Linked DNA regions of Homo sapiens: region 2 is linked to region 1. A link is a loop called in an ENCODE intact Hi-C map of the cell type or tissue named here. Cell type or tissue: heart left ventricle. All regions are shown on one strand. Region 1 overlaps DOCK9 (dedicator of cytokinesis 9). Region 2 overlaps DOCK9 (dedicator of cytokinesis 9).

Region 1 (5,000 bases):
TCTCCTGATCAGCATTTTGCTTTGCAAACAGTGTTTTTTAAGGATAGCAGAATCACTTTCTGTAATTATTCTTAAAGGGGAAGAAAATACCTCAGACATTGTTTCCTACACGGAGCGACCCCTGCTCAAAGCACCCCCCAACCCCCACTTTGCTGGGTCCTTAGGCACATCCTAACTGAACGCAGAAGCCCAGCCTGGGCAGTCATTTGAAGGTAAATTGATTTGCTCATGTTTGTGTGTCCCTAAGGTCATCATATCTGTCAGCCAGCTGATAGCAGACGTTGTTGGCATTGGGGGAACCAGATTCCAGCAGTCCCTGTCCATCATCAACAACTGTGCCAACAGTGACCGGCTTATTAAGGTGGGTAGCCTGGCCCATGTTAGTTTCACCCTGAGACTCTGCATCAGCACCTGAGGTGCTTGTGGACAGGCAGCAAACAGAGGAAGCCATGTGTCCTTTCCTCTTCCACCCTTGTTTTAGCACACCAGCTTCTCCTCTGATGTGAAGGACTTAACCAAAAGGATACGCACGGTGCTAATGGCCACCGCCCAGATGAAGGAGCATGAGAACGACCCAGAGATGCTGGTGGACCTCCAGTACAGCCTGGCCAAATCCTATGCCAGCACGCCCGAGCTCAGGAAGACGTGGCTCGACAGCATGGCCAGGATCCATGTCAAAAATGGCGATCTCTCAGAGGTAGTAGCCCTGCCAGCCGCTTGAATGGGTTTTTGAAAAAACCAGTGAGGCCCCATTCACTTAAAAAGCCAGTTTTGAGAAAAGTTATTCCATTAATCAAAAACCAATTAAAAGTATGCAAAACTTTAAACAGTATGAAGCTTAGGGTGACTTCATAGTTAGCTGAGCATTTTAATAATTTAAAACAAATTGTAAGGGGTTATTTTTGTCAACAAAGAGCATTGTTTAAGCTCTTAAACCTATTCATACAGTCTCCTGCTAATTAAAATACACATCAAAATTCCTCTGTAGTTCTAAAATTCAGCTATTTTATGATCAAATGAATTCCTCCTGTTATTTAAGGTAATGACAGGTGTTGCTTTCTCCTCTGTAGGGTAGTCCATTTCCTTTTGTGGATGCAGTAGGTATTCCAGCATTCCCTTCTATGCAGAGCTGACGTGTTTCAATATGTAGACTGCATGGCTGGGAGTTGGGTGTGTGGGCTCCAGTACAAGTAATATTGGACTTTGAATCCAAGATCCAATATTAACTAACTCTGTGACATTGAGCCAGTTTTTTAACCCCTCTATTGCTCAATGACATCATCTGTAAAATGGGGAATTGAAGAAAACAATTGGCTGTAAGGCAGTCTGTGCGCCTAGGAGAACTCATTCAGTGTCTGTGCCTGAGATGTTTAGCTATGATCAACATTATTACAATAGCAAGCAAGTTTTGACTTTTAAACTTTTATAACTGTTTGAATTAATAAACATACTCTAAGTCTGAAAATTTTAACTATTTTTACATATTTATTTTTCAAGGAGCTCAATATGCTAAAAAGTACACATTAACGTGACAGTTTTGACTATAAATTTAATGTAAACCACACATTGGCCATAATAAAAAGGAATAACTAAGAGAAGTAACTTTTCTATCATTCTAAGAATTTAAGATTCTTTAATGACATATGTGGCCTAGGTCTCAAAAAAAGAAAGGAAGAACTTACTAAGCTTCAGCTGTTCCTCTGTGAATTAGTTTTACATGGCTGCCATAACAAAGTACCCAGACTGAGTGGCTTCACACAGAAATGTATCCTCTCACAGTTCTGGAGGCAGAAGTCCAAGATTGCAGTGGCAGCAGGGCCACATCTCCGAATGTCCTTGGGGAGAACTGGTTCCATGCCTGTCCCTGAGCTCTTTGTGTTGCCAGCAGTCTTGATGTTCCTTGGCTTGTAGCCACATCCCTCCAGTTCCTGCCTCCGTGGTCGCATAGCATCCTTCCCCATATGTCTATGACACCAGTAATGTTGAATTTAGGGCCCACCACACACCAGTATGACCTCATCTTAACTAATTACACCTAACAGAGCCTGTTTCCAAATAATATCACATTCTGAGGTCTCAGGGAGGCCATGAATTTTGGCGGGACACTACCCAACCCAGTATACCCAGTGAATAAGGGACGAAAGCAGCTAATTTATAAGATTTCTTATTGCCCTTGCCGTGTCTGGTTTTGTGTGTGTGCTCAGTAACCCGTCATGTACTTTCCTGCCTGTTCAGTGCATGTGACCCTGCTTTGTACTGCAAGAGGGACACACGTGGGAGGCATGAACTCTGCCTCCGAGGACTGGACAGTACATAACTCCACTCTCCAACAGACTTCTCTCTGCACACATCAGAGTGCATGCCACGCTGCTAACATTCGTTGACACACGTGCACGTGGAGCAGCCTCTGCTGGTGTGTGTTGGCTAGTAGCTAGGGGTGAGGGTCTAGACGAGGGCACCACGTGGTGGCGCTCACCCCGCTGACAGGCACAGAACCGCATGCATTAGAACCTTGCAGGGGGTTCGCTTCTAACAGCTGTCTTTGATCTTTATAACACCATGGCAATTTGGTGAAAAAATTTCTTTTTTCTTTCAATTTAAGATACGTATAATGTTACCTATTTGAGATTAAATTATGATTTTTATTTAGAATTTTATATTTGGAAAAAATTATAACTTGCTCTTAATTTTTAAGTCAAGCGAAAAATATATTAGCACCTGAAATTTGAGCCATTCTCTCAGAATCTAGGGAGGAGCACATGTTTTCTTCAAAGCATCCTCTTTTCGCTTTGAGAGAAATGATGCAGAAGTATTAGGTATAGTAAGAGGAAAATGCTGCTTTTATCTTTTACTTTACAAATGTAATAATTCTATATAGAAAAAAGCCTTAGCAAATTTACTGCCATTTATCTCAACTCCCAATTAATTTCAAATTTTCAGCTTATGTGAGTGATTCCACTCTCTTCAAAAGGTAAGATATCAGCTATTAGAAATACTAGCTGGTGCATTGAGATCTAATATATACGTTCATACATTGATTAGATTTCTGTCTGTGTGGGAGCATTATGACTTGCTGTTATGAATGATGATTCTGAGGCATGTGTCTTCTATTATAGGCAGCAATGTGCTATGTCCACGTAACAGCCCTAGTGGCAGAATATCTCACACGGAAAGGTAAGGAATTATTCTCATGTTTTGTGAAATTAATTAGTATAAAACCACACAAAGCAGCAGACAAGTGAGAGCCATTCAGGAAGATTGGAAGGTGGGGATTTGTGTGTTTGTGAAGTGTATTCGTTGTTTTATCCCCTGGCGTGATGTTTGCTTGAATTGGTGGGCACAGCAGAAATTGCCAGGACTAGACAGAAAAGTAGATGGCATGTTGTCATGTAACCTCCTCTGATAGCTTCACTCTGCAAAAACTAGCTAATGAGTTTTGCATCTGGCCAAATCTAGAGCTAAGAAGATACTATTTTTCCCTTAAGATAGTTCCCACTAGAATGTTTAGGCAATCAAAAAGTTGTAACGGGAGATTATCAGACAGCATTTCTGCAACGCAGCCCAGCTGGCTTTATTGTCTAAGAAGGCAGCCTTTCTGATGGAAACCTTATCTCCCAGAGGAAGGAGAGGGGGCGAGGAGTGACGCTTCATTTGTGCACTCTCCGTTTGTGCCCAGATGAGCAGGCCATGAATTCTTTCACAGTTTCCCTTTGGTTAAACAGCAGGTGCTCATTTCCACTTCAAAATCAGCACAGCCCCAAATGGTGACATTTATTTTTAGAATACTGAGGTTCTTAGAAAAGCTGGTAGTCTGCGTGAGTTACATGGGAGAAAACAGCAGCACCAGATCTGGGCTAATGAGGAATAGATGTACGAAGTGAGAAATAGTGTGAAACCAAAGATGCCGAGGCCACAGACTGTATATTTCTGGTGCAGCTGGCTATTTGGAATGAAACAGCAGAGCCCCAAAGAGAAAAATTTTGAAAGGGCTCCATGTTCATTTAATACCGGTACTATTTCCTGTTGAGACCTTTTATCAGGTGATGCATTTCCTCATGTTTAGAAGCAGTCCAGTGGGAGCCGCCCCTTCTCCCCCACAGCCATAGCGCCTGCCTGAGGAGGAGCCGGGGAGGTGAGCCTGAGGATCAGCCCAGCCCCCGGGGACCCCCTGCCCTGGTCACGTGCCCTCCCGTGGTGGGGGATTTGCCCTTTTAACTTTGCATGGACAGACTTCACTCTCCTTCCCTCCTACTCTGTGGCTCTCTGGTTGGCTGGTCTATTCCTGTGGGCACAAGAGGAAAGCACCTTGGCCACCATTTTTGTTATTCCATTGGCTCCGAGTTATGTGGTGAAATGTACTATATAGCCTAGAGCATGGGTGGTTGGTTTTTTTAATTTTACAGTTTGTATGTTAATGTATCCTCAAGTTCCTAGATTAATGCTTTTCATGGGAGACTCTTGTTTCCATATAACAAAATAAAAACTAAACTGGGATAGTGGCAGATGCTGGATAATCCATGAATAGTGTAGAAACCTGGGATCATGTGCAGCAGAAAAATCTCTGACTTCAGGATCTCCGTTTTCAAGGCTTGATTTCAGAATACCCTGTGTTCCTCTTTCTCCCTAAATGTAGAAGTCTCAATTCAAGTTTTTACTTCTGTTTTATTTTATTGTGAACAGTTATCTCAAAATAGAGTAGTGGAACATCTCATGCCCTTCTTCACTTGATCATTTTGCATAGCTGACGTGGTCCAACTGACTTAAAGCTGTTTTCCAGTGACTCTAAGACGAGGAAAGGTCCCAAATGGGCTGTCATTGCTTAAGAAACACATCCTTATCCCAGACATTGATCCTGCCTCTAAGCTAACACCATTTCCTCTTGGAGAATCAGAGTGCCCAGGCATCCATGCCCTCTGTTGATGCAGCCAGCCACCCACCCCGGGGCCTCTGGGGTGGGAACCAGCTAAGGCAGCCTGTCTGCTCACCATTATGGCTACGAA
Region 2 (5,000 bases), 49 kb before region 1:
ATCTCACCAATCTCATGTTCTCCAAAAGCAATCAACAGACTCTGAGATTATCCATCTCGTTGGGGCAGATGCGCAGTCTCAAATTTCTTCTCTGCCCCAGCATCCCCTTGTGGTGAAGCCTGGATGTGTGTTCCTTTCTGACCGTGGGTCCCCCCTGCTTCCCCTGGTTCCCACTGCACTCAGCCCTGAGATGACTGGTCTTGTCTCTGGACTGGTGCCCACTGAGGTGTGTTTGGCCACCTCAGGCTCTCTGAGGCTCAAGGTAGATAAGTTTCTATAAAGTTCCAATGTAGTAAACAGAAGTGGCAGTGTCACTTTCTCATTTTGAAGTTTCCAGGGCTCCTCTGAGACCTGCAGAGTCCTGGAGTTGTCCTTGTGACAGTGAAGTAGTGTAGTTGTTTGGAGGCAGGGTCTGGTTGAAGTATTATAGAAGGAGCTTGTGCAGGGAGCGGGTGGTGCTGGGTCCTGTCTCACAATGAACACTTGTGCTGCAATCCTTGTAGGCAGGAGAGGGGATAGGGAGGGAGGGGCAGAATCTAGGCCTCCTGCACAAGGGATCTGGGCTCTCCGAGGAAGCCTTGGAAAAGCCTGCTAGATTTTGCTGGCAGAAGGTTGATGGTTCAGGCCTAAAGCCCTCCTTTTCCTCCCGTAAAGCAGACACTGGGCCTGGCCAGGTGGTTTCTCCTTTTCTTTTTTCTGTCTCTCTCTTTTGAATCCAGTTTAGAGCTTCTGATTTTAGTGCATAGGGAGATGCCAGATGGAAGTGGGCCCTGCCTTCTACAGAGAAATGCTCCATCTAAATCATGCCAGAGCAGCCTGCCAAGGAAAAATCTAGCAGATTGTCTGCTTGGCAGTATGCAGCTAAGTGTGCGTGCACATGCACACGCAGACACACACATCATGTAGATATATTACTTTTCTGTAAAAAAAAATGTTGTCTTACTGATATGTGGGAGCTAAAAAAGTGGATTGGATGAAGATAGATTGGTGGTTACCAGAGACTGGGAAAGAAGGGGAGGAGGTGATGGGGGAGAAAAAGAATATGAATGTGTTTATTACCACTGAACTGTACACTTAAAACTGGTAAAGATGGTAAATTATACATTTTTTCATGTTATATACAGAATAGGATTATAGCCTGTGTTCATTTGCTAGGGTTGCCATAATAAAGTACCACAGACTGGGTGGCTTAAAAAATAGAAATTTATTTTATAACAATTGAGATGCTGAAAGTCCTGGGTCAAGCTGTGCACATGGCTGGTTTCTTCTGAGGCCTCTCTCCTTGGCTTGTAGATGCAGCCTTCTGTGCGCGTCTGTGTCCTAATCTCTTCTTAGGAGGACACCAGTCATACTGGATTAAGAACCACCTTAATGACTTCACATTACCTTCATCAGCTCTTTTAAAACCTTGGCCCAAAGTGCAGCCATATTCGGAAGTGTTAGGGGTTAGGACTTCAACATATGAATTCGAGGGGGGCACAGGTCAGCCCATGACGAGGCGCCAGTGGATTTTTTATTATTTTTGGCTCTAAATAAACGTCATCCCTTAAATGCAATGGTAACGTGATTATATTCAAAATATAACCAATTCATTCTGCAACTATTCATTGAGCCCCTACTATGTTTGAGGTGCCAAGGATTACAAAGTTCAATGCATCACAGTTTTTGCCCTCAAGGAGTTCAGGTGGGAAGGTGTGCATTTCGTTCAGTGGCTGCCCTACCTCATGACGAGTGCTCTGAAGAGGTAGGAACAAAGTGCTCAGTAGTGTGGGGAATCTGGGAAGACCACCTGGAAGAGGCATCAGTTGCAGTGGGTTCTGATGAGTAAACAGGAGTTGGCTAGGTGAAGAAGGAGAATGAGGACCAGGTGGAGAGAGAGTGGTTTTGGCGGAAAGCTTAGGACCCAGCACCACAGTTCAGGGAACTACATGAACATAAGGCTTTTCTGCCTTATGACTGCAAGGAAGACCACGTGAAAGATGGTCAGGGAGGTAACGAACACTTCCAGGAATACATACAAGGATATTCAAAATCAAGCGCCAGTGACACCTTTCTGAGAATTGCATTAGAAAATAAGTAAAGGAATTTACTTGCATGTGTTTGTTCTCAAGATGCCAAATTAAACCATAGCACTTTAAGGGTGGTAATGACCTGAAAGGTATCTTCTGTTCCAGCTCCTCCCTTACCTCACAGAGGTAGAGACAGAAGCATAGACTGTGAAGTGACCTGCCCAGGGTCACACAACTGAGCAGAGCCAAGAACTTGTGGCAGAGTCCCAGTGGGCCTCTCCTAGAGGTGCTGCCATTTCCAGCCTTATAACATGATTTGTCAACACCTTTGCTCTGGGAAATGGTTTGTTTTTGGAACTTAACACAAACCACTCAAATGCTACCATGCACAACCTTTTCTGTAAGTTAATTATATTTTGACCCTAAAACAATATTCAGAGAGTTTTTAGAAGTAGTTTTTTGTTTTTTAAGTGCTTAAGTGGAAACTCTGGTATCCCACAGGAGAAAGCTTAACCATAACATAATTTACTATAAAAAGAGATTCACAAACACCTGCTTACCACCTTGAGGGTTCAACATTTTCACTTTTAGAGCACTCCTCTCTGGCTTCTGCTTCCCTGGCCCTGCAGACACCCTGCTGTTCTTTGCCCTAATCACACATTATTGAGCTGAGAGCTCCTCTAACATTTTCTTAAAGCCTTCATTCAGTGTGTCTCGTATCTTAAGAGTAATGAGTTTTCTGTTTGAATTAGTTGTTTTTGTGTTTGTCTTATTTACATCTGAAGAATTTTATGTCCTAATTCTTTGTTTTAGTCTTCTGAATTTATGAATATTCACCATTCCTGTACCATTTGTGATTTCCAAAACTTTGATCTCATCCCCTTAGGGTTTTTAATATTTTTAGACCAAAATTATTAATTTATTCTGACCTTAATATTTTTTGCTCTTGTTGCCCAGGCTGGAGTGCTGTGACGCAATCTGGGCTCACTGCGACCTCCACCTCCTGGGTTCAAGCGATTCTCCTGCTTTAGCCTCCCAAGTAGCTGAGATTACAGTCATGCGCTACCACGCCCAGCTAATTTTATATTTTTAATAGAGACAGGGTTTCACCATGTTGGCCAGGCTGGTCTCGAACTCCTGACCTCAGGTGACCCACCCACCTTGGCCTCCTAAAGTGCTGGGATTACAGGCGTGAGCCACCGCGCCCAGCCAAGGGAACCTTTCTTGAAGTGTCATGACGAGGCACACACCAGTGTTGTAGGAGCACCTGGGCCCTGGATTCATAACAGCCAGATAGTGCTTTCAGTGCCAATTAAAGTGTTCTACTCAAGGATAGCTACACATGCATGTTGTGTATTAAGCTGATGCTTTCAGTGTACAATTTATGTCATTCTTGGTGGTAGTCGAGTGAGTCCATTCAATGCATATTTACATGGAGGGACATGGCACAGCGTTATGCTTACTTCCAGTGCTGCACTCCTGCTGAAGGTGGAAGTGGCCATGTTCTTGTCCCCAGCCAACCAAACTGTACATTGTTACATTTACTGAGGAAGGGTGTGAATCAGAACCCCTTCGAACTAGCATCTAAAATAAGTAATTTCCTTACTACAGCGGATGGACCTGCAAAGTATGGATGGATTGTGTATGACTGTGCCAGACTCTAGTTTCATAGGTGACATGTACTTGGAGGGTACAAGTGATATTTGAGAAAAATGTAAAGCAGACATCATCAAGGTCTGTGGAGGAGTCCTCTCCTCACTCTCTGCCCCTATGGTCAACAGTTTGTTGGTGTTTCTTTTCCACCATGTATATTTAGCAGCTGTAATTTCAGCAGACTGCTTTTGCATTTCCTTTCCTCCCACATGGAGTGAAGCACATTGCTGGCATTCCACAGGTATACTGGAAGAAAGGAGGTTGGAAAACCTAGCATAGGGTAGGATGAATATATGCCCTTAGACATTGCTTGTTTAACCTCCAACCATTTTCTAGCTAAATTGAAAAAGAAAAGAACTGTTTTTGAAAGTGAAAGAAGGAGGGTGTGGCTCATAGTCTGAATGGACTGTTTGGACTTCCCCTTAACCAAATTTGTAAACACTATACATATGTGATAGGTAGAATGCTAGTATGCATTCTACCAGTATGCTAGTATGCATTCACCCTCAAGTGTTTTGAACAGTTGTTTGTAATGTGCAAAGCATTGAGGAAAAATGCAAATGGAGTTGAGAGTGAACCCTTAACCTTGAAGCTCACCTAGTCACTGGAGAAAGAAAACGTTCAGCTTGGAACATTTAGAGCAGTGTGCAGGAAGGTGCATATGTGAGCTTCAAGAATCATAGATTTATGTGGGGATACAGTTGGAACTTTACCTGGGCCTTGCAGGATACCACAATCTAGGGATAGGAGAATGAGTACCAGGCAGAGGAAATAGCTCAGGCCCAGGTAAGGCCGCTGGGGCAGAGTTCAGGCTGGATAGATTGAGATTAGAGGGGAAAGAGTGAAAAACAAGATTAGCTCAGAAACAAAGATGAGATTATGGGGAGCTGTGAAGCCAAGCAGCAGATGAACTGGTAGAGACCTAGAGAGGTACAGTAGGTTCTTTAGTAGGAGTGGCGAGATGACAGAGAGTATAAAGATTAGCAGAGTGGCTTGGAAACTTTTATATCAATAAGTCTGCTTATCCCCTGAAGTATAAATAGCCTGTGGAACAGATTCACCAGACATTTTAAATTTTGATTTATTTATTTGTTTAGCTCTCTAACTGCAATAATATGAAATGACATTTTATGGTGATGCTGATGAAGATCTGGCATTGGGAGGATAAGGTGGGATTGAGGATGAGGATGGAGAGCATTATGAATGAGTAAGGGAGATTATTCAGACAGAACCATTCATTCAACCCTGCAGTTCCACGTCTAGATATCTGCTGAAGAGAAATGAAAGATGTATCCATGTAAAGACCTAAATGCAAATGTGCACAGTAGCTTTATTCAT

The links. A loop is a pair of places that touch in the nucleus more often than their neighbours do. Peaks named below come from ENCODE experiments on the same cell type or tissue, not always from the same donor. Only the 100,000 strongest peaks of a DNase experiment are listed, where the experiment ranks them.
Region 2: a loop joins it to region 1, with 6 times the contacts of the local background. A loop is called at or near these places in 1 of 110 quality-filtered maps.

Annotation. Positions count from the first base shown.
Region 1 is chr13:98,825,004-98,830,003 of GRCh38, reverse strand. DOCK9 (dedicator of cytokinesis 9) reads left to right here. Exons shown (of 53, transcript NM_001366683.2): 42 at 248-361; 43 at 482-697; 44 at 3,117-3,174. Among named protein-coding and RNA genes, the nearest start is that of DOCK9-AS1, 4.6 kb to the left of the region's middle. In heart left ventricle, no CTCF peak of the experiment used is centred here; a DNase peak (open chromatin) is centred at 2,383.
Region 2 is chr13:98,874,430-98,879,429 of GRCh38, reverse strand. The region is part of intron 27 of DOCK9 (dedicator of cytokinesis 9); the gene reads left to right. Among named protein-coding and RNA genes, the nearest start is that of DOCK9-AS1, 45 kb to the right of the region's middle. RefSeq lists an enhancer at 3,897-3,956. In heart left ventricle, no CTCF peak of the experiment used is centred here; no DNase peak of the experiment used is centred here.